2 separate regions of the Homo sapiens genome follow, and region 2 is linked to region 1. A link is an interaction called in ENCODE POLR2A ChIA-PET data of the cell type or tissue named here. Cell type or tissue: MCF 10A. All regions are shown on one strand. Each heading gives the region's core, and the rest is flanking DNA. Links, peaks and the distances in the headings are about the cores only.

Region 1 (10,503 bases), core at 2,814-6,813:
TGGGATTATAGGCGTGAGCCACCACGCCCAGCCTACCTTTCATTTCATATTTGGATCTATAAGCTATCTGGAATTGATTTTTGTGAATGGTGTGAGATGGAATTCAGCTTTGTTTTTTCCCCACATAGACATTCAATTGACTGATCACTGCAATGCTATCTTTGACATAAGCAGATGACCGTGTATGTTTGGGTATGGTAACTGGTTTTTAAGTTTATCCTGCCCCTGGAATCTCAGCTCCAAGGCAACAGTAAGCTTTTATTGACAGGAGGAGGCCAATCCATAGCCTTGGGCTGCAGGACTGATGAGGAGGAGGCAAGAAGGGTGGGGCTCTGGGTCCCTGGTTCTTGTCAAGCAGATCAACTCACAAGGTGTCTGGGTTCCTCTTTGGCTTAACTCGTGAGCCTGCTTGGGGAGGTGGTTGGTCCCAGGTTTGCAATGGCCTGTCACTTCTATAATCAGAAAAGCAGTTCTCAACCTATGGATAATTAGGAGTTGATAGTAACCACATTTTGATCTGTAAGTGCTTACATTTTAGGCCCTTTCCAGGCCCTCTAGGGTGGTGGTAGGAGCAATAATTCTTTTATCAGGAGTATAAGGAGGCATGAAGGAAAGCTACGAACAGGGGTGCCATTTGACCTAGGCATTGAAGGATGAATAGGAGTTTTAATATTTAAAAAAAAAAGAAAGAAAGAACCAACAGGAAGGGCACTGCAGGCAGCACAGGGAATAAGCATGGGCAAAGGCAGGGAGACATGCATGAGCTTAGTAGGGGAGCAGGGTAGGCCGGCCATGGTGGCTCACACCTGTAATCCCAGCACTTTGGGTGGCCAAGGTGCGTGGATCACCTGAGGTTGGGAGTTCGAGACCATCCTGACCAACATGTAGAAAACTTGTCTCTACTAAAAATACAAAATTAGCCGGGCATGGTGGCACATGCCTATAATCCTAGCTGCTCGGGAGGCTGAGGCAGGAGAATCGCTTGAACCTGGGAGGTGGAGGTTGTGGGGAGCCGAGATTGCACCATTGCACTGCAGCCTGGGCAAGAAGAGCGAAACTCCATCTCAAAAAAATAAAAGGGGGAGCAGGCTGAACCTTTTAGGGTAGATATAATAGCAGAGGATGTAGGGAAGGGAAGGAAAAATGCAAAGCAATGTGAGTTTTAATAAAAACCACATGGTTATCTGACCTTAGAAGACGCTGTGGTCTGAATGTGTTCCCCAGATTCATATGTTGAAACTTAATGGCCAATGTAATGGTATTAAGAGGTGGGGCCTTTAGGAGATGATTAGGTCTTGAGGGTTCCACTCTCATGCATGGGACTAATGCCTTATGTTTTAGTCCGTTCTCCCACTGCTATAAGGAAATACCTGAGACTGGATAATTTACAAAAAAGGTTGGACTGGCTCATGGTTCCACAGGCTGTACAGGAAGCATGATGGCTTCCGAGGAGGCCTCAGGAAAGTTTCAAACATGGTGGAAGGTGAAGGGGAAGCAGGGACATTACATGGCTGGAGCAGGAGGAGGAGAGAGACAGGGAAGGTGCCACACACTGTTAAACAACCAGATCTGAGAACTCTGTCATGAGACAGCTCTACGGGGATGGTGTTAAACTATTAGAAACTGCTCACATGATCCAATCACTTCCCAGCAGGCCCCACCTTCAGCATTGAGGGTTACAATTCGGCATTAGATTTGGGTGGGGACACAGATCCAAACCACATCACCTTATGAAAGAGGCTTCATTACATACGTCCCTTTGCCCTTCTCTTCCTCCCACCATGTGAGGACACAGCATTTATCCCCTCCAGAGGATGCAGCAAGAAGGCACCCTCTTGGAAACAGAGCAGCCCTCACCAGAACTGAACTTGCTAGTGCCTTGATTTTGGGTTCCCAGCCTCCAGAGCTTTGAAAAATACAATTTTGCTCTTTATAAATTCACCACTCTTAGGTATTTTGTGATAGCATCAGAAATGACTAACGCAGAAGGCTTAGAATGGATGCAACCCTCCCACTTGCCGTTCCTCCTGGCCATGGAAGCCATGTGCTGTCAGTAACAACAATAACTACAATCTGCACATTGACAGGGGGCCAGGCCTATCATTTCATGCATTTGTGTTTTTAAATCTCCATTTCGCAGAATTGTTCAATGACTATTAAGCTTGGGTGTTTGGCAAACTTGGGTCTCACTTCTATTCATGGGCTGTGTGGGGCACTTACTGAGCCTCAGTTTCTCCATCTGTGAAGTGGGCCACAGTGTTACCTACTTACTGAGCCTCAGTTTCTCCATCTGTGAAGTGGGGTCACAGTGTTACCTACTTACTGAGCCTCAGTTTCTCCATCTGTGAAGTGGGGTCACAGTGTTACCTACTTCATGGATGTCGTGAAGATTACACTGAGCGGGATCATTTAATCCTCATACGCAGGAGACCCTGATCCTAACTTATCCAAAAACTTTACAAGGAAACTGCTGAGAGCCCAACCACTTTAGGGCCTTTGCTTGGCCTCTCTAAGATTCTTCTGACCTTTCCCACACAGTCACAATGTGTCAGCCTAGCTCTGAGCATCATCTCCTCACCCAACAATAGCACAGTAGGAAGGGAGTGACAGGGAACGCTCCTCTCTCCTTCCTCAGTGACGAAGAACTGTCCCAGAAGCTTCCCTGCCCTGAAAGACATCACTGATGTCTCACTTAGCAGACCTAGGACAAGAGGCCACTCCTAGTTGTCAGGGAGGCTGGGAGTACGAGCATCTAGCTGGCGGTCTCGGCTTCTCTTGTGGTGCTGGTCTCCAATGAGAAAGCAGGGAGGGGATGGGTTGTGGGTGTATTTCAGTGTTGGCTGTTCTGAGGTAGGAACTGAGCAGTTGAGAAAGGTCTGTGCATGTGTCTCAGAGGTGGAGATGACAGTGGGGGTGAGAGAGACAGAGCAGAGAACTGCTGCTGTCAGACAGATATGGGGGCTTAGACACAACAATGCCTCTCCAGTCATTTTATAGAGGAGGACCCTGGGGTCCGGACAAGAAAAGGATGCCCACTCAGCGCATGGTAGCCAGGGGATTCAGGGGACAGGCCTGCCTGGAGTGGAGCTTGCAGGATGGGAACCAGTGGAAGATGAAGTTAGGGTGCTAGAACAGCCTCGGAGGAGATGCACAGAGTTGGGGCAGACTGCTGCCCACTCTACATCTCTTTTCCTTAGTAACAAAACCTAATGAATTCAGGGCTATAATATGCCCAACTAAAAGACTGTACTTCCTGGTTCTCTTGAAGGCAGGTGTGGTCATATGGCTAAGTTCTGGCCAATGAATGAAAGCAGAAGTGTCAGAGGGACTTCTAGGAAGATTCCTTAAGGGAGCTGACTCATCTCGATCGAGCATTCCTTCCTTCCTCCTTCCAGGTGTCTGGAATGCAGATGTGATGTCTGGAACTCTAGCAGCTCTCTTGTATCCTGAGAGGACTTTGGGTCTGGAAGCCACATGCTAAGCTGGGGGGACAGCATGATGGAAAGAGTCTGGGTCCTGAACTTTCACATGTGTCTTCCATGTGGTCTTCATGAGATAGTGGGTATCGTCGCCTGCACTTTACAGATGAAGAAACTGAAGGAGAGAGAGCCAAGATTCCTACCCCCAGAAAGGCCGAGATTCAAACCCATTCTGTCTTATGTCAGAACTCCTGCTTGTATCAGTTGGAATTCTGTTTGGAAAAGTAGGTTTATTTTTCTCATGTAACAGGAAACCCGAAGGCAGGTGATTGCTGGTGTTGATTTAGCAGTTCAAGGGAGTAGGACTGACATGTCTGTTTTTCTCTTCACTGTTTTCTCTTGGTTGCAAGATGGCTACTGCTGCTCTGACCATGACATTCCTGTTCAAGGAAGAAAGAAAGGGGAACAGGGGCAGTACCAGCAACATGTGAACCCTTTCACTGAAAAAGTCAAAGCTTTCCAGAATCTGCTAAAGGCTTCTGCTTAGCCCAGCATGGCAGATTGTATTTTCCAAAGATGGTGCCAGCGATATTTCCCATTACACACGCTCTTCTGCAAGGTGCCCTTGCCACTCCCTCATCGAGAGGTAGGGGCTGGGCTGAGAGCGGTGGCTCATGCCTGTAATCCCAGCACTTTGGGAGGCTGAGGCAGGTGGATCACCTGAGGTCAGGAGATGGAAACCAGCCTGGCCAACATGGTGAAAACCTGTATATACTAAAAATACAAAAATTAGCTGGGTGTGATGGTAGGCACTTGTAATCTCAGTTACTTGGGAGGCTGAGGCAGGAGAATCGCTTGAGCCCAGGAGGCAGAAGTTACAATGAGCAGAGATCATGCCACTGCACTTCAGCCTGGGCAACATAGTGAAACTCTGTCTCAAAAAAAAAAAAAAAGGTAGGGGTTGTTTCTCCACTGTCTTGAACTTGGGAAGATCCTATGACTACATAGAACACAACGGAATTGCCTGTGCACAGCTCCAGGTGTGGCCCATAACTGGCTAGGAGCTTCCACCTCCTCCCTCCGCTCTGCAAGAAGTCAGATAACTCAGAGGCTGCCATGTTAGGAGAAACTCTGGAGGAGGAAAAGGCACCTGGAGAGATGGGGGAGCTCAGGGGTTCTGAGGCTCCAGACATGAGGTGAGGCCATCCTGGAGGTGGGTCCTTCAGCCCCAGCCACCTTAACTGGGCCCATGTAGAGCAGAGACAGCCACCCAGCTGGCTCTTCCCGATTGCCTGACCCACAAAACCATCAGCAAAATACAGAAGTTGTCCTAGGCTCCTAAGTTAAGAGGTGTTTGGTTGGACAGGGATAGGTAACTAGAACCTCCATAGTGGCCGAAAGATAACTGGCAGCAGTAGATCACTGGAACCTCCACTTGGCCATGCCTGACCTAAAAGGAGGTTAAGAAAACAAATGTTTAGTTTTTCCAGCCCCAAGATACATGGAGGTAAAGGAGAGGCTCCTCCCACCAGGCGCCCCTGGTTCTCTTTACTTTTGTGATTGAACCAAATAAAAACATCCACCACGCATTGGGCCCTATGTGTCAGGCACACGCAGCTTCTTTCACAAGGCAGGCGGTATTTATGGCTCCCATTTTGCATATGGTAATTACCCAGATTGTCCAGCTAGGAAGAGTTTGAGCCTGGCTTTGGACCCATGAAGGTCAACGCCTTACCCACCTGCTTTGTGGCTATAGCTATAGTGGAGAGTGAGTAGGTTAACAGCTTGGAGAACAGCGTTTTTGGTAGAAGGAACAGCCAGCCAGAGCAAGGATACACAGAATGATGACACAGCGAGGCTGGGGAGGGAACAGGGGTTGTGCAGGATGTGAGTCAGAGACCAGGCTGTTTTGCGGCCTCAAAATCTTGGACTTGAACCTGGAGGCAGCAGGGAGCCACTTCAGGGTCCGTTTCTTTAATTAAAATATTTGAATCAACAATAGAGTCGCATGGCTCACAAACCAACAAATATACAAGGGAAATGGAAAAGTTTCCTTTTGACGTCCCCACTCCCATTTTCATTAGTCTCCCAGGTTAGTTTTCTGTGTCGCCTTTCAGAGTTTAAGTGAAACAATGGTCAGTGAAGATTCTTATTTTTCCTGTTAACACAAAATATTATGGTGTCATTCTGCACCTGGCTTTTTTTGCTTAGTGATGAAAAATTTACCCTTTAAAGTGTATATAATTCAGTGGTTTTTCAGTATGTTTACAGAGTTGTGTAACTGTGACCACTATCTCATTCTAAAATACTCTCATCACCCCAGAAAGAATCCTGACTTTCTATTTCCTTTGTTTTTTTTTTTTTTTTTTGAGATAGAGTCTCGCTCTGTTGCCCAGGCTGGAGTGCAGTGGCACAATCTTGGCTCACTGCAACCTCTGCCTCCTGGGTTCAAGGGATTCTCCTGACTCAGCCTCCCCAGTAGCCGGGATTATAGGCACCCACCACTACTCCCAACTAATTTTTGTATTTTTTTTTTTTTGAGAGAGTCTTGCTCTGTTGCCCAGGCTAGAGTAGAGTGGCACGATCTCGGCTCACTGCAACCTCCACCGCCGAAGTTCAAGCAATTCTCTGCCTCAGCCTCCCAGGTAGCTGGGATTACAGGCACCTGCCACCATGCCTGGCTAATTTTTGTATTTTTAGTAGAGACCATGTTTCACCATCTTGGCCAGGCTGGTCTTGAGCTCCTGAACTCATGATCCATGAGGATCATGGCCTCCCAAAGTGCTGGGATTACAGGCATGAACCATCGCACCCAGCCCAATTTTTGTATTTTTAGTAGAGACAGGGTTGCACCATGTTGGCTAGACTGGTCTAGAACTCCTGATCTCAAGTGATCTTCTGCCCCAGCCTCCCAAAGTGCTGGGATTACAGGTATGAGTCATCATGCCCAGCTCTTTCTATTTCCTATATTGCCCTGGCAACCATGAATCTCTTTTCTAATAGTTTATCTTGCAGATCTTTGCATATCAGAGCACAGAACACTTTTTTTTTTTTTTTTTTTTTTTTTTTTTTTTTTTTTTTTGGAGAGAGGGTCTTGCTCTCTCACCCAGACTGGAGTGCGATGGCACAATCACAGCTCCCTGCACTCTCCTTGACCTTCCTGGCTCAAGCGATCCTCCTGCTTCAGCTTTCCAAGAAGCTGAAACTACAGGTCCATGCCACCATGCCTGGCTAAGTTTTAAATTTTTGGTAGAGACAGGGATCTCCTTATATTGCTCAGGCTGGTCTTGAACTCCTAGGCTTAAGGGATTCTCCCACCTTGGCCTCCCAAAGTGCTGGAATTACAGGAGTGAGACACTACACCTACCTAGTCTTTCCTTTTTTTATTTGAGTAATAGGTAGGGTCTCAATGCACAGGTATATTGTGATTTATTCACAATCCCATAAGCATAGCTATTGGGTTATTTCTAGTTGTTCTCTGTTATACACAGCCCTGCACTGAATAGCACTGGACCACAATGGATAGCAGCATTGTGCCTGCACATAAGCAGCATAGTAGGACACGTTCCTAGATATATAATTGCTGGGTCAAGGGCTCCATGGGAATTTGCAATTTTGATATATATTTCCAAATTGCCCACCACAGGGTTGTACCACATGGACTCTCAGATATGGAGGATAGATTGGGGCCAGTGTGGCTGTGGTGGGGTGGCAGGGCTGGTGGGGAGGGGACTACTGTGGCATTCCAGCTGAGGGATGAGGACCCTTGGAAGGTTAAACCCAAGGGACAAGGACATGGTGACTGGTTAGAGACTGTCTGAGGAGAGGATGGTGAGAGTTACTCACGATGATCCCTGGAGGTGGCATTCCCCCACTGTCCCCCACTGTCCATTCTCTCCTGCTTCTACAGTAATTGAGTTCTTAGCTGGCATGTGGGTGCCTAGCTGATGCCTACTTTCCCAGACCCTCTTGCAGCCAGGTGTGGCCATGGGATCAGGTTCCAGCCAATGAGCTGTGAACCAAAGTGATATGTGCAACTTGCAGGGCATGTCCTTCCTCTGCCCCTTTTCTTCTCACTGGCTGGAGTGCAGATGTGAGGGCAGGAGCCAGAGGAACCATATTGGGCCATGAGTGGGAGTTTCCTGTTAGGCAGAGCAAGAAGACAGAGGAAGCTTGGGTCCCTGGTGAGAGAGAAACAAACCTCTCTCTCGAGTTTAAGCCACGATTATTCTGGGTCTCTCTTAGAGTCACTATACATGAATGACAGTTTCTGTCCTCCTGCCAGTGTGTGCCTTTCACTAAACCAGAGGCTGCAAAGAGACAGCCAAGCTGTTTTTACTTTCTGGATATTGAATCTCACTCTGTGCCAGGTGTGGTCTTGGGTGCTGGAGTGTGGTGTGGCCAGGGCAGATGCAGTCACCTTACCTGGGGACCATCACACAAGGGCCTGCAGGAGGGGCTGAGCTGGAATGGGGCTCAAAGGTCTCCTGAGGAGGTAACATTTAAGCTGAGACCTGCAGGAGGCAGGGCCAACGCAGGAAGGGAATGTAGTGTCAGGCAGAGGAAACAAGAGAATGGCAAATTTGCGGCTTGGCAAGAAGTTGTGGATGGAAGTGGAGAGTGCAGTGACACGATCAAGGCTACTGTGTCGCTGGCCACTTTGTCCAGGACAAAGTTTAGGATAAAAACTCTCACACCAAGAGAACACAGCCTGCCCTAACTTCCCCTTCTGGGTGGGTTGTGGTCATTGGGAAATATTTAGTGATTGGCCGTTTAACTTTTAGAAAGATTCTTCCTAGATTTGGGACCCCGTGAGAAATTAAACACCAACCTGCATCTGGAACTTTTCTTCCCAGCGTCAATGTTACGAAGTTATCCAGTGGGTCCCTCTTGGTCATCCCAAGCTAACCACCCTCAGGGAATTAATCATATCGCTGTTCCTGCCAACAACAATATTCATTCAGGAGAAAGCAAACAGTCAAAATTGCACACTGATAAGATGGGTTTGGAAGCTCATAAAGAAGAGAATTTTCTACAGCTAGACAAATTACAATTTTCTCGCCGGGCACGGTGGCTCACACCTGTAATCCCAGTACTTTGGGAGGCCGAGACGGGCAGGTCACCTGAGGTCAGGAGTTCGAGAGCAGTCTGACCAACATGGAGAAACCCTGTCTCTACTGAAAATACAAAATTAGCTGAGGCAGGAGAATCGCTTGAACTGGGGAATTGGGGAGGCGGAGATTGCGCCATTGTACTCCAGCCTGGGCAACAAGAGCGAAACTCCGTCTCAAAAAAAAAAAAAAAGGAAAAATATATATAATTTTCTTAATTTTCTTACATGCACACACCAAAAAGCAAGGGCTCATGAGGCATGTTTCATGTCCAGCTTAAAGGGAGCCCAACATAGAGAATTTACAGGGATTTTCACCTTTATTTATCTTTGCTCTTTTAGGGGACTGAAGGCCTTGCTGGTTTCCTTTTCTCCTATTTCTGTTCCTATGTGGGGATATGACCTTTGAGGTGAAGTTGGGATTCATATGGATGCACATTTGGGGAGACTGTTGAGATTTACTCAGTTATTTATGGAGCATTTATTCATTTTAAGCATTTATTCACTCAACACGCATCCCATGCGTCATTGGCTGGCAGAGGGCTGGGGGCCCAGGGGTGGGTGGTGCATGACCCCTGCCCTCAGGTGGTTGTGAGGGAGTCCTGTGAATGGACAATGACAGTACTGTGTGACAGGTGCTATGCGAGGGGCTGTGGGGACACAGAGGGAGGCCCTGAAGCAGGCTGGATGGGGCTTGGGGAAGGTCTGTTGGAGCCTTGAAGCAGGGTCCTTTCACTTGGGTCTTGCCAGTTGAGTGAGAGCTGGCCAGGTGTAGAAGCAGGATGGATTCGACAGGGAGGGAGAACAGACTAGCTGAGGGCTGGGGGCTGGCAGGGCATCCCAGTCCCAGTCCAGGAACATGCAAAGACCCAGGGTAGCTGAGGCTAAGCGGATGGGGCCTGGGGGCTGGTGATGAAATGCAAGAGGTAGCCGGACACTCGTGAGCAGGGCTCATATGTCCAGCTGAGCGAGTGCAGGCTTCACTGCTCATACTGAAGCCCTACTATGTGCCAGTAAAGAGAGCAGGCAAAGCTGTGGACAACCTGGTCCCTACTCCCCCTGTTGCTGACAGTGTGCAGGACATGTCACCCCAAGACATAGCACCTCGGAAATGGAGAAAACATCAGAAGCAGGAAGGCCACTGTCTGCCTTTCCCAGGCCTTGCTGTATGACCACTGGCATGAAAGGATTCTCTGACCCACTCCCCTGAAAGTAGAGACCCTCATGTGACAGGTGTCCTGACCTGTACCCAGAGGAAAGGAATGAAGACACAGAACTGCCAAGACGCATCTGAACAAACAGGGCCTTGCTGAGCACCTCCAGTTTAGGACCCTGAGATCACACCCCCTCTCTCCAATCACACGACTGTCCACTCTCCAGCAAACCTAGGCAGAAAAATGCATCGTTTTCCTGTGTCTTTGAGTCTTGATTTCTGAAGGTTCGCATGTCACATAAAACTTAGATGGAATCAATGCATCGCACTTTTCTCTTGTTAATATGTCTTTTCTTATAGGGGTGTCTGCTATGAAGCTTGCCATGGGGGAGGAAAGGGTATAGTTTTCTCCCCCTGCAATGCTCAGAGTGCACTTGGGAAACCATAAGCAGGTGATTATCATTGAGGCTTTAGGAGGTACGTTAGTTTCCTGTGGCTGCTGTACAAAGTGCCACAAACTGGGTGGCTTAAAACAACAGAAATGATTCCTCCCTAGTTCTGGAAGCTGGAAGTGAAATCCACATGTCCTGAGTCCATGTTCCCTCTGAAGCTCTTGGGGGTGGGGGATCCTTTCTCTCCTCTTCCAGCCTCCGTGATTGCTTGTAATCCTTGGCCTTCCTTGGCTTATGGCTGCCATCTCTGCCTCTTTCTTCACATGCCTCCTTCTTTGTCTGTTTCTGTGTCCAAATCTTCCTCTTCTTAACAGGACACCAGTCATGGGATTAGGACCCATCCTAATTGATGTGACCTCATTTTACCTT
Region 2 (10,503 bases), core at 2,747-6,746, 76 kb before region 1:
ATCCTGTTAAAATGTGGAGCCTGATGAGGAGACCTGCTGGGGGCAGACATCCTGCACTTCTAACAAGCTCCCAGAGGATGCAGTTACTTTTGCCCATCTGTGGATTCACTGAGGAGCAAGCAGGACTTCTAAGGTCACCTCTTGCTCTGAAGGGACAGACCTTGAGCCCTGGCAGTGGGCACAAAGAGAGTGACAAAAACAAAAAACAAACAAACAACAACAACAACAAAAACCCAGTTGCCCAGATTTGGGTCAGCCAGGAGAGCACAGAATGTGAAATGATTCCAGAGGGATCCTTCCAACCACAGATACAAAAATCAACATCGTCATCGTCACCATCAGCAAACATTTGTGCAGTGCTTTCCCCTGTCCTGAGCAGCTGTCACATCCTTGAACCCAGTTGACCCCTACAGGCACCCTGGTGGGAGAGGAGGACACGGCTGAGGAATCCATTCAGTCCCGGTGGAGGAGCTGGGCAAGAGCACAATAGTCCCTGAAAGGATTGTTTCCATGCAGCCCTTTGATTTTCTTAGCATTTTTTTTTTTTTGGTGCCTGCTTTCTGACCCCTTCTTCCTTTGTCTCCTAATGCACCCCCACCCCGCTCCTAATTCTTCCCTCCCCCAACACACACACACACACACACACACACACACACACACAAAAACGTCAGGAGGAGAAAATCAGTGTATCCACCCACAGATTTCTCACTTTGATCCTTTCCTGTCTCACCGCCTGGAACCCAGCTTCAGAGACCAGGATTCTGGCTCGTTTTGGGGTGACCCAGTCACTTCCACTCTTCTCACTTGTAACTATGCAATTTTCCTTAAGGTGACATTTGTGAAGGATTTATGTTGTCTGGGCACTATGCTGAGTGACTTCATTCTCACTTCACCCTAGGGAGTGGGAACTCTTAACTATCTCCACTTCATTGGTGAGAAAACTGAGCCTTTAGGATGTTTGCCTGCCCAAGGTCACCTAGTTAGTAAATGATGGAGTCAGGACATTACCTGACCTTGGCTGACTGACATCAAAGATCATTGTAGATGAACGCACAGTTGTAAGAAGTAATACAGAGAGATTTGTGTAACTCTTATCCAGTTTTCTCCAAAGGGAGCATCTTGCAAAACTGTACTACAATATCATAACAAAGATATTGACACTGATAAAATCCACCAGCCTTATTCAGATTTCCTCAGTTTTACTTGTCCTCATGTGAGTGTATTTAGTTCTTTGCAATTTTAACATGTATGTAGGTCCATGTATGTAGCGCCACAGTCAAGATACACAACAGCTCTGTCAGCACAGGCTTCTGCAGCCTTTAATAATCACATCTACTTCTCCATGTCACCCAGCATCCCTCATTCTTGTAACACTAAACCTGTTCTCTATCTCTATAATTTCATTATTTCGAGAATGTTCTGTAAGTGGAAGTATATGCTTCTGGGATTGGCTTTTTGACTCAGTCTAATTCTCTTGAGAGTCACTGAGTTATGGCATGCATCAGTAGTGTTTTGTTTTTTTTTTTAATTTTAACTGAGTGGTGTTCCATGGCATAGAAGTACCACAGTTTCTTTAACCATTTACCCACTGAAGAATATCTGTGTCCAGTTTCTGGCCATTATGAGAAATGCTGCTGTGAACATTCACGTACAGGTGTTTGTGCAAACAAAAGTTTTTACTTTTCTGGGAAAAATGTCCAAGGGTATAAAGTCCTTGCTTTTACTCCCAACGTTGTGTGGCCCTCTAGGTTGGTTGCAAAGATCTTTTTTAAAAAGAGCAATGTAAGTTGAGATCTTACTATATATTTGATACTATGGTAAGTACTTTGCATGGATCAACTCATAAGTCCACAAAACAACCTTAGGCTTAAGTACTGGTGATATCCCCATTTTGCAGATGAGGAAACTGAGGCGTAGAGAAGCTACATAGTCTAAGGACACACAGAGTGTAAACAGTTGAGCCAGGATTTGAGCTCAGGCTGCCTGACTCCAGATCTGGCTATTTAACCAGCCTATGAATGAAGTTTCTTGTTTTGGCGAGGGGCAAACTTCTTCTGAAAGTAGAACTTGTATCCAGCAATTTGCATAACTCAAGTGCCCAGCACTAAGAACTTTTACAAAATGATGAATATCCCCTTGGAACCACCACTCAGATCAAGATATGAAGCCTGATAGATGCCCTGAAGTCCCCCTCCTATGTGCCTCCTGTCATTATCCCCTAAGAAAGGGAACCGCTATTTGTACTGCAGTTGCTGTATATTAGTTTTGCTCATTTTTGGATTTTATATAAATGAAACCATAGAGTAAGCTGTCTTTTATATCTGGCTTCCTTCATTCAACAATGTGCGTGCAAGACTCCTCCCTGTAGCCGTGTATAGTAGTCATGTGCTCTTTCTTCTTGCTGCCCTGTATTCCATTGTATGGATATGCCACAGCTTGTTTATTTCTTCTCCAGTTGAATGGCATGTGGTTTGCTTCCGGTTTTGGCTATCATGATTTATGCTGCTATACACACATAAATATAAATATTTAGAGTTTTCCTAGTTATGTTATTATTGATTTCTAGCTTAATTTCACTATGATCAGAGAGTATAACTGTATGATGATAAACCTTTCAAACTCATTGAGATTGGCTGGGCATGGTGGCTCTCGCCTGTAATCCCAGCACTTTGAGAGGCCCAGGCAGGAGGATCACTTGAGCCCAGGAGTTTGAGACCAGTTTGAGCAACATAGTGAGACTCCATTTCTACAAAAAATTTAAAAAAAAATAGCTGGGCATGGTGATGCACATCTATGGTCCTGAGGTTGCGGGGATAGCTTGAGCCTCAGAGATTGAGGCTGCTGTGAGCCACGGTTGTGCCACTGCACTCTAGCCTGGGCAACAGAGTGAGACCCTGTCTCAAAAAAAAAAAAAAAAAGGGAATATGTAAACTGCAGCTGTTGGTTGCATTGCCTTTTTTTTTTTTTTTTTTTTTTTGAGACAGGGTCTCATTCTGTTGCCCAGACTAGAGTGCAACGACATGATCTCGGCTCACTGCAACCTCTGTCTCCTGGGTTCAAGTGATTCTCCTGCCTTAGCCTCCCCAGTAGCTGGGATTACAGGCACGTGCCGCCATACCTGGCTAATTTTTATATTATTAGTAGAGACAGTGTTTCACCATGTTGGCCAGGCTCGTCTCAAACTCCTGACCTCAGGTGATCCACCTGCCTCAGCCTCCCAAAGAGCTGGGATTATAGGTGTGAGCCACCGTGCTCGGCCAGCTCTATTTATTTTTATTGGCTCCAGTTCATTAATCATGTTAAAATCTTTTATATCTTTACTGAATTTCTCTCTGCTTTTTCTTTCAATAACTGAGAGATGTATTTTAAAATCTCCACTAGGATAATGGATTTGACTGTTTCTCCTTTTGTCCCACTTTCTTTGAGGCTATGTTTTTTGCTGCATGCAAATTTTAAATTATTATCTTATTAAATGACTTTTTGATATTATAAAATATCTCTAGTAACAAATCTTGCCTTACAGAATGTATTGTCTTTATATGTTATATAACTACATATGTATGTGTTATAATTATGTAGTGTTGTTATTAAGTATATGTTAATGTAGTTATGTATCAGCTTTTCCTGTCCTTTTAATTTCAGTTTTTCAGACTCCTTATCTTTAAGGTAAATGTTTCATATAATCACAATGTAATTGGGTTTTACTATTTTAGATATCTGATAATTTTTGGATTGCTAAAAAAATTTTGAAAATTATTCCATTTTCCCCACCCTGCTAACTTATTCGTTATGCATTCTGTATTATTCCTGTACCTGTTCCCGTAGAGCAGCGGTCCCCAATCTTTTCCGCACCAGGGACCAGTTTAATGGAAGACAATTTTTTTCATGGATCGGGGGCAGGGGAATGGTTTTGGGATGAAACTGTTCCAGCTCAGGTCATCAGGCATTGTTAGATTCTCATAAAGAGCCTGCAACCTAGATCCCTGGAATGTGCAGCTCACGATAGGGTTGGCGCTCCTATGAGAATCTAATGCAGCTGCTGATCTGACAGGAGGCGGAGCTCAGGCGGCAATGCTCGCTCACCCCTCACTCACCTCCTGCTGTGCGGCCTGGTTCCTAACAGGCCACAGACTGCTACCTGTCCATGGCCCAGAGGTTGGGAACCCCTGCCCTAGAGAGTAGAATACTCATTGTTGGCTTGTTACATTCTGTTTAGTTTTGGATGTTACCATGGCAAGTGTTGTTAGTACAACACCATTAGTCCATTTCTCTCCTTCTGCTTTTTGTGCTACGTTATCATGTATTTAATTCTACATATATTTTAATTTCCTGAGAACATTGTTACTTTTGGTTTAAGTTGTCAGAATTTACTTATATTTACCCATATACCAATATATTTACCATTCCCAGCACTCCTCATTTATTTCTACCTTTTCGTGTTTCTATCTTGAATCATTTCCTTTAATACTTCTTTTAGTGTTGGTCTACTGGCAATGCATTTTCAAAGTTTTTTCTTGCCTGAAGTATCTTCATTTTACCTTTATTTTATTTTTAATTGGTGTGATGGTTAATATTAGGTGTCAACTTGATTGGATTGAGGGATGCCTAGATAGCTGGTAAAGTATTGTTTGTGGGCGTGTCTGTGAGGGCGTTGCCAGAGGAGATTGACATTCGAGTCAGCGGGCTGGGAGAGGCAGACCCACCCTCACTCTGGGTGGGCACCATCCCATCAGCTACCCAGACGGAGTTTTACTATGTTGGCCAGGCTGGTTTCGAATTCCTGACCTCAGGTTATCCACTTGCCTTGGCCTCCCAAAGTGCTGGGATTATAGGCATGAGCCACTGCGCCCAGCCCAGACTATATATTTTTATGTTTCATGCTAACAGTTTTCAGATCCTACCCACCTTTCTTCCCCTTTTACTCCACATCTGGGCTTTACCTTTGTGATCTAATCACCTCCCAAAGCCTTCACTTCCTAATACTATCACCTTGGGGCTTCGGTTTCAACACATGAATTTTGTGGGAGGACACAGACATTCAGAACCCAGCACCAAACAATGAATCACCACAATCTAGTCAAGTTGACACGTGCAATTCGCCACCAACTGCTCCATTTTTTCTCTCCTGTATTCTTGTGCCTCCAATTACATGTTGTTAAATATCTTCTACTTGGTCCCATATATATGTCTAATTTTCTGTATTTTTATCCTTTTTCTCTCTGCTTTAGTTTGAATATTTTTATATTTCTATTTTCTGGTTCACTTGTTCTCTCTTCTGATAGGTATACTGAGCTAACAATTAAAATTTTACTTTCTATTGTATATTTTTCAATTTTAGGATTTCCAATTGGCTATTTTTAAATAGATGCCAGTTTCTGGGGATTTTCTCCACCACTCTGCCTGTCTTTTGGCATTGTAATCATGGCTATTTTAAAGTTTATGTCTGGAAAGTTCAATACCTGGTTCTTCTGCTGTCTGTTTTTACTCTCCATTTTTCTCTTGATTTTCAGCATTTAATCATGTTGCCTGTCCTGCCTGGTAATTTTTTATTGCAGGCTGAAAATTGCATATGAAAAGTTATAGAGCTTATGGTTGGTGTTATATTCTTTCAGAAAGGGTTTAATTTTCTTCTTATTGGCACATAGAGTATGGCCAAATCATCTTTATCTAGTCACAGCTGGCCTGTTTCACATTTCCTCTTATTCTAACCCTTTTTAGGGTTTCGGTGGAAAGCTTGAGGTGTTTGTTGGGAGCCCTAATCCTTAACTTGCTGTGAACTCCAGTTTTTATTTCCCCAACCCCATGAGACTGCCATGTTCTCTGCTCATCTTTTAGCTTTAGAAGTTGCTTTATAGTGGGGTTCTCTGGGCCTCTTTCTGTGATTACACAGGATTTCTCTTGGGGAGAAATCATATACAGACTGTAGGACTCACTTCTCTGTGGTTCCCCGTCATCTGGTATCTAGTCCCTTATGTCATGGCCACTTTTTACTCCAAACTCTAATTTTTCCAGTCTGCAGCACAAAAGAGGGTCCTCATCAGAACCACACCATGCTGGCAACCTGATCTCAGCTTTCCATCTTCCAGACTTGTGAGAAATGAATTTCTGTTATCTATAAGCCAGCCAGTCTGTGATATTTTGTTATAGCAGCTTAAACTGATGAAGACCAAAACTGGTACCAAAAAGTGGGGGTGCCTCCTATAACAAATACCTAAAAATGTGGAAGCAGTTTTGGGTAATGGGTAGAAGCTGGAAGAGTTTTGAAGTGCCCACTAGGAGAGGTCAAAATTGTTAAGACTTTTGAAGTGCATACTAGGAAAGGTCAAAATTGTCACTAAAAACAAAAAACAAAAAACATAAAAACAGGATCTTGCTTTGTCACTCAGGCTGGAGAGCAGTGGTGCAATCATGGCTCACTGCAGCCTTGACTTCCTGGGCTCAAGTAATCCTACTGCCTCCGCCTCCCCAGTGGCTAGGGCTACTGATGTGTGCCATCACACCTGACTAATTTTTTTGATTTTTAGTAGATAGATGGTCTTGCTATGTTGCCCAGGCTGGTCTTCAACTCCTGAGCTCAACTATTCTCCTGCCTTGGCCTCTCAAAGTGCTGGAATTACAGCACTTTTGGCCACTGTGCCTGGCCAAAAGTACTTTTAAAGATGATTCAGAAAGGAAAGATGAGAGGTATTGAGAAAGCTTCTGTCTTCTTAGAGAATACATAAATAATCGTGTACAGAATGTTGGTGGAAATATGGCTAATAAAGGCCATTCTGATGAGGTGTCTGACAGGAATGAGGAACAAATTGTTAGACAATGGAAAAAAGGCAATCCTTGTTATAAAGTGGCAAAAAACCTTGGCTGAATTGTCTTTGCATTCTAGTATTTTTGTGGAAGATAAAACTCGTGAGCAGTGAAAGTGGATATTTAGCAGAGGAGATTTCTAAGCCAAGTGTTGAAGAAGTCACTGGCTTCCTTCTGACCACTTAAGGCAAAACATAAGAAGATGGAAATGGCTTGAAGATGGAATTATCGAGCAAAAGGAACTAGAACTTAAAGATGTGGAAAATTCTCAGCCTACTCATATTGCAAAAATGGAGAAAGTGTGTTTGGAAAATAACACTAAGGGTGTGGCTAACTGACCATTTGATATGGAGGTCAGTATAGGTGTGAACCATGGACTTAATCAACCAGCGGTTTCCCAGCAGGACAACTGTCAGTTTGAACTAAATAGGAAGGGGATGGTAAAGAATGAAGGAAAGTTGTTGGACTTTTTGGATTTTACAGGACAGGACTATAGAGCTATTCAGTTGTGAATGTGTGCTCTTGTTAAAGACAAGGGGAAGAATGAACCCAAGGGCAATGCAGAGGTCAGTAGGTTACCTTCTTAGTTTCAAAAGGAGGGACCATTGCCTTGCTTTCAACAGAAATGAGCTCCACCCAAAGCTGTTGGGGATACCACCTCCTGGCAGAGCCCTGGAGCTGCAAGTCCTGTCCAGCAGAGCTTTTTGGAGAAGACCACCTCCCAAGTGGGTCTGCAAGACTGTACCTCTGCCCCAGTGTGTCCAGTGGCCCTAGAGGGGAGAGCATCAAGCCACAGAGGATTATCTTCAGCCTGAAGACCTGGTGAAAGTTGTCTTGTGAGGTTTGGGACTCCCTTGGGATCTGTTAACCCTTCTTTCTTTTCTATTTCTCCGTGTCAGAATGGGAATGTCTATCTATGTCTGTCTCACCACTGTATTTTGAAAACATGTTTGGTTTCACATGTTTGCAGCTGTGAATTTTGCCTCAGAATGAATTGTACTCTGAGTCTCACCTTATCTGATTTAGATGATACTTAGATAAGAGTTTGGAGTTGATGATGCTAGAATGAGTTAAAACTTTGAGGGCTTTGGGGATGGAATGAATATATTTTACATGTGAGAAGGATATGATCTTTGCGGGGTTTGGAACAGAATGCAGTGGACTAATGTTCGTGTTACCTCCAAAATTTCTATATTGAAATCTTAATCCCAATATGATAGTATTTGGAAATCAGGCCTTTGGGAAGTGATTAGGTCATGAGGGTAGAGCCCTGATAAATGAGATTGATGCTTTTATAAGAAGAGGCCATTTCATATGGAACCAAAATAGATCCTGTATAGCCAAGACAATCTTAAGCAAAAAGAACAAAGCTGGAGGCCTCATGCTATCTGACTTCAAACTATACTACAAAGCTACAGTATCCAAAGCAGCATGGTATTGGTACCAAAACAGACATATAGGCCAATGGAACAGAACAGAGGCCTCAAAAGGAACATCACACATCTACAACCATCTGTTCTTTGACAAGTCTGACAAAAACAAGCAATGGAGAAAGGACCTCCTATTTAATACATGGTACTGGGAAAACTGGCTAGCCATATGCAGAAAATTGAAACTGGACCCCTTCCTTAAACCTTCTACAAAAATTAACTCAAGATGGATTAACGATTTAAATGTAAAACCCAAAACCATAAAAACCCTAGAAGAAAACCTAGGCAATCATAGGGATGGGCAAAGACTTCGTGAGGAAAACGCCAAAAGCAATTGCAACAAAAGCCAGAATTGATAAATGGGATCTAATTAATCTAAAGAGCTTTTGCACAACAAAAGAAACTAGCATCAGAGTGAACAGGCAACCTACAGAATGGGAGAAAATGTTTGCAATCTACCCATCTGACAAATGTCTAATATCCAGAATTTACAAGAAACTTAAACAAATTTACAAGAAAAAACAAACAACCCCATCAAAAAGTGGGCAAAGGATATGAACAGACACTTCTCAAAAGAAGACATTTATGAGCCAGCAAACACATGAAAAGAAGTTCAACATCACTGATAGTTAGAGAACTGCAAACTAAAACGACAGTGAGATACCATCTCATGCCAGTTGGAATGGCAATTATTAAAAAGTCAGGAAACAATAGATGCTGGTGAGGCTGTTGGTGGGAATGTAAATTAGTTCAACCATTGTGGAAGACAGTGTGGCAATTCCTCAGGATATAGAACCAGAAATACCATTTGACCTAGCAATCCCATTACTGGGTATATATGCCAAAAGGAATATAAATCATTCTACTATAAAGACACATGCACATGTATGTTTATTGCAGCACTATTTACAATAGCAGACATAGAACCAACCCAAATGCCCATCAATTGATAGACTGGATAAAGAAAATGTGGTACATATACACCATGGAATACTATGCAGCCATAAAAAGGAATGAGATCATGTCCTTTGCAGGGACATGGATGGAGCTGGAAGCCATCATCCTCAGCAAACTAACACAGGAACAGAAAACCAAACACCGCATGTTCTCACTTATAAGTAGGAGTTGAACAATAAGAACACATGGACACAGGGAGGGGAACAACACACACCAGGGCCAGTTGGGGAGTGGGGGGCATTAGGACAAATAGCTAATGTATGTGGGGCTTAAAACCTAGATGATGAGTCGATAGATGCAACAAAACACCATGGCACACATATACCTATGTAACAAAACTACACATTCTGCACTTGTATCCCAGAACTTAAAGTAAAATTAAAAAAAAAAAAAAAAAAAAAAAAAAAAAAAAGGACTGTGATCCAGCTAGCTTTCTTTCCACTATGTGAGGCTACTAGTAGAAGTTACTATGCAACCCAAAAGAAGGCCCTTACCATAACCTGACCATGCTGGCACCCTGATCTCAGACTTTTAGCCTCCAGAACTATAAAAAAGAAATGTCTGTTGTTTATAAGCCAGCCTTTTTTATAACAGCCAGAATGGACTAAGATGATTCTTCTTATCCCAGTAAGATGCTGCCTCATGCTCTAGCTCACTGCTTTCAGTTAGGTCTCTGTGACCCCACATTGTGAAATATACTGCAAGGGATGAAACCCACAGGGGATGCAGCACTCACTTTAATGTTTTTCTCTGGGGTCTTGATCCCTCAAGTCTGGCCTGCCTGGGATATTTTTTGATGCCTTCAAACAGACCTTTTAAAAAATTTTCAGCTTTTACAGTGGTTCTTGGTGACAAGTTAGGTCTGATAACAGCAACCTATCTTCAGGCAGATGCAAAAGTTTGAATTAAGTTTTGCATAGTACTTGGCATGTAAGAAGTTTTTTATTCAGTGTGGGTTCTCTTCCCTGATGAAAAAAGGTTAATGGTTTGTCTGGACAGGAGAGGAAGAACACCCTAGCATTCTTTGATTTTTTTCTAGACATGCAGTTGTTCTCATTGCCCTGAAAGGAAGCTCACATTAGAGAATAATTGGTGTAGAGTCGTTCGTTGCATGCATCATGCGTAGGACCAGGGTGGGGAAACATTAAGACTAGTAGGCACTACAGAGACCACAGGGGGTTCAAGGACCCTCTCATGATGTTCTTTAGTGTGTGCCTCTGAAATTTCAAGCAGAGATTGGGCCTACCTGCACATGTGTTTTTATCAGATTCTCAAAGGATCCTTGAGACAATGCTAAGATCCAGCGATCTAATCT

What was found. Peaks named below come from ENCODE experiments on the same cell type or tissue, not always from the same donor. Only the 100,000 strongest peaks of a DNase experiment are listed, where the experiment ranks them.
Region 2: POLR2A ChIA-PET joins it to region 1 with 5 read pairs; 10 of 35 experiments call an interaction of 5 or more read pairs at or near these places.

Annotation. Positions count from the first base shown.
Region 1 is chr4:4,654,894-4,665,396 of GRCh38, forward strand. The region is part of intron 5 of LOC124900165; the gene reads left to right. The region is part of intron 4 of STX18-AS1 (STX18 antisense RNA 1 (head to head)); the gene reads left to right. SNORD162 (small nucleolar RNA, C/D box 162) reads left to right here and starts at 9,433; the gene lies at 9,433-9,530. RefSeq lists enhancers at 5,197-5,341, 10,318-10,503 and a cis regulatory region at 5,264-5,274. In MCF 10A, for the core only: no CTCF peak of the experiment used is centred there; a DNase peak (open chromatin) is centred at 5,278.
Region 2 is chr4:4,578,763-4,589,265 of GRCh38, forward strand. The region is part of intron 2 of LOC124900165; the gene reads left to right. All of the region lies in intron 2 of STX18-AS1 (STX18 antisense RNA 1 (head to head)), which reads left to right. Among named protein-coding and RNA genes, the nearest start is that of LINC03091, 8.1 kb to the left of the region's middle. RefSeq lists an enhancer at 3,585-4,085. In MCF 10A, for the core only: no CTCF peak of the experiment used is centred there; a DNase peak (open chromatin) is centred at 5,049.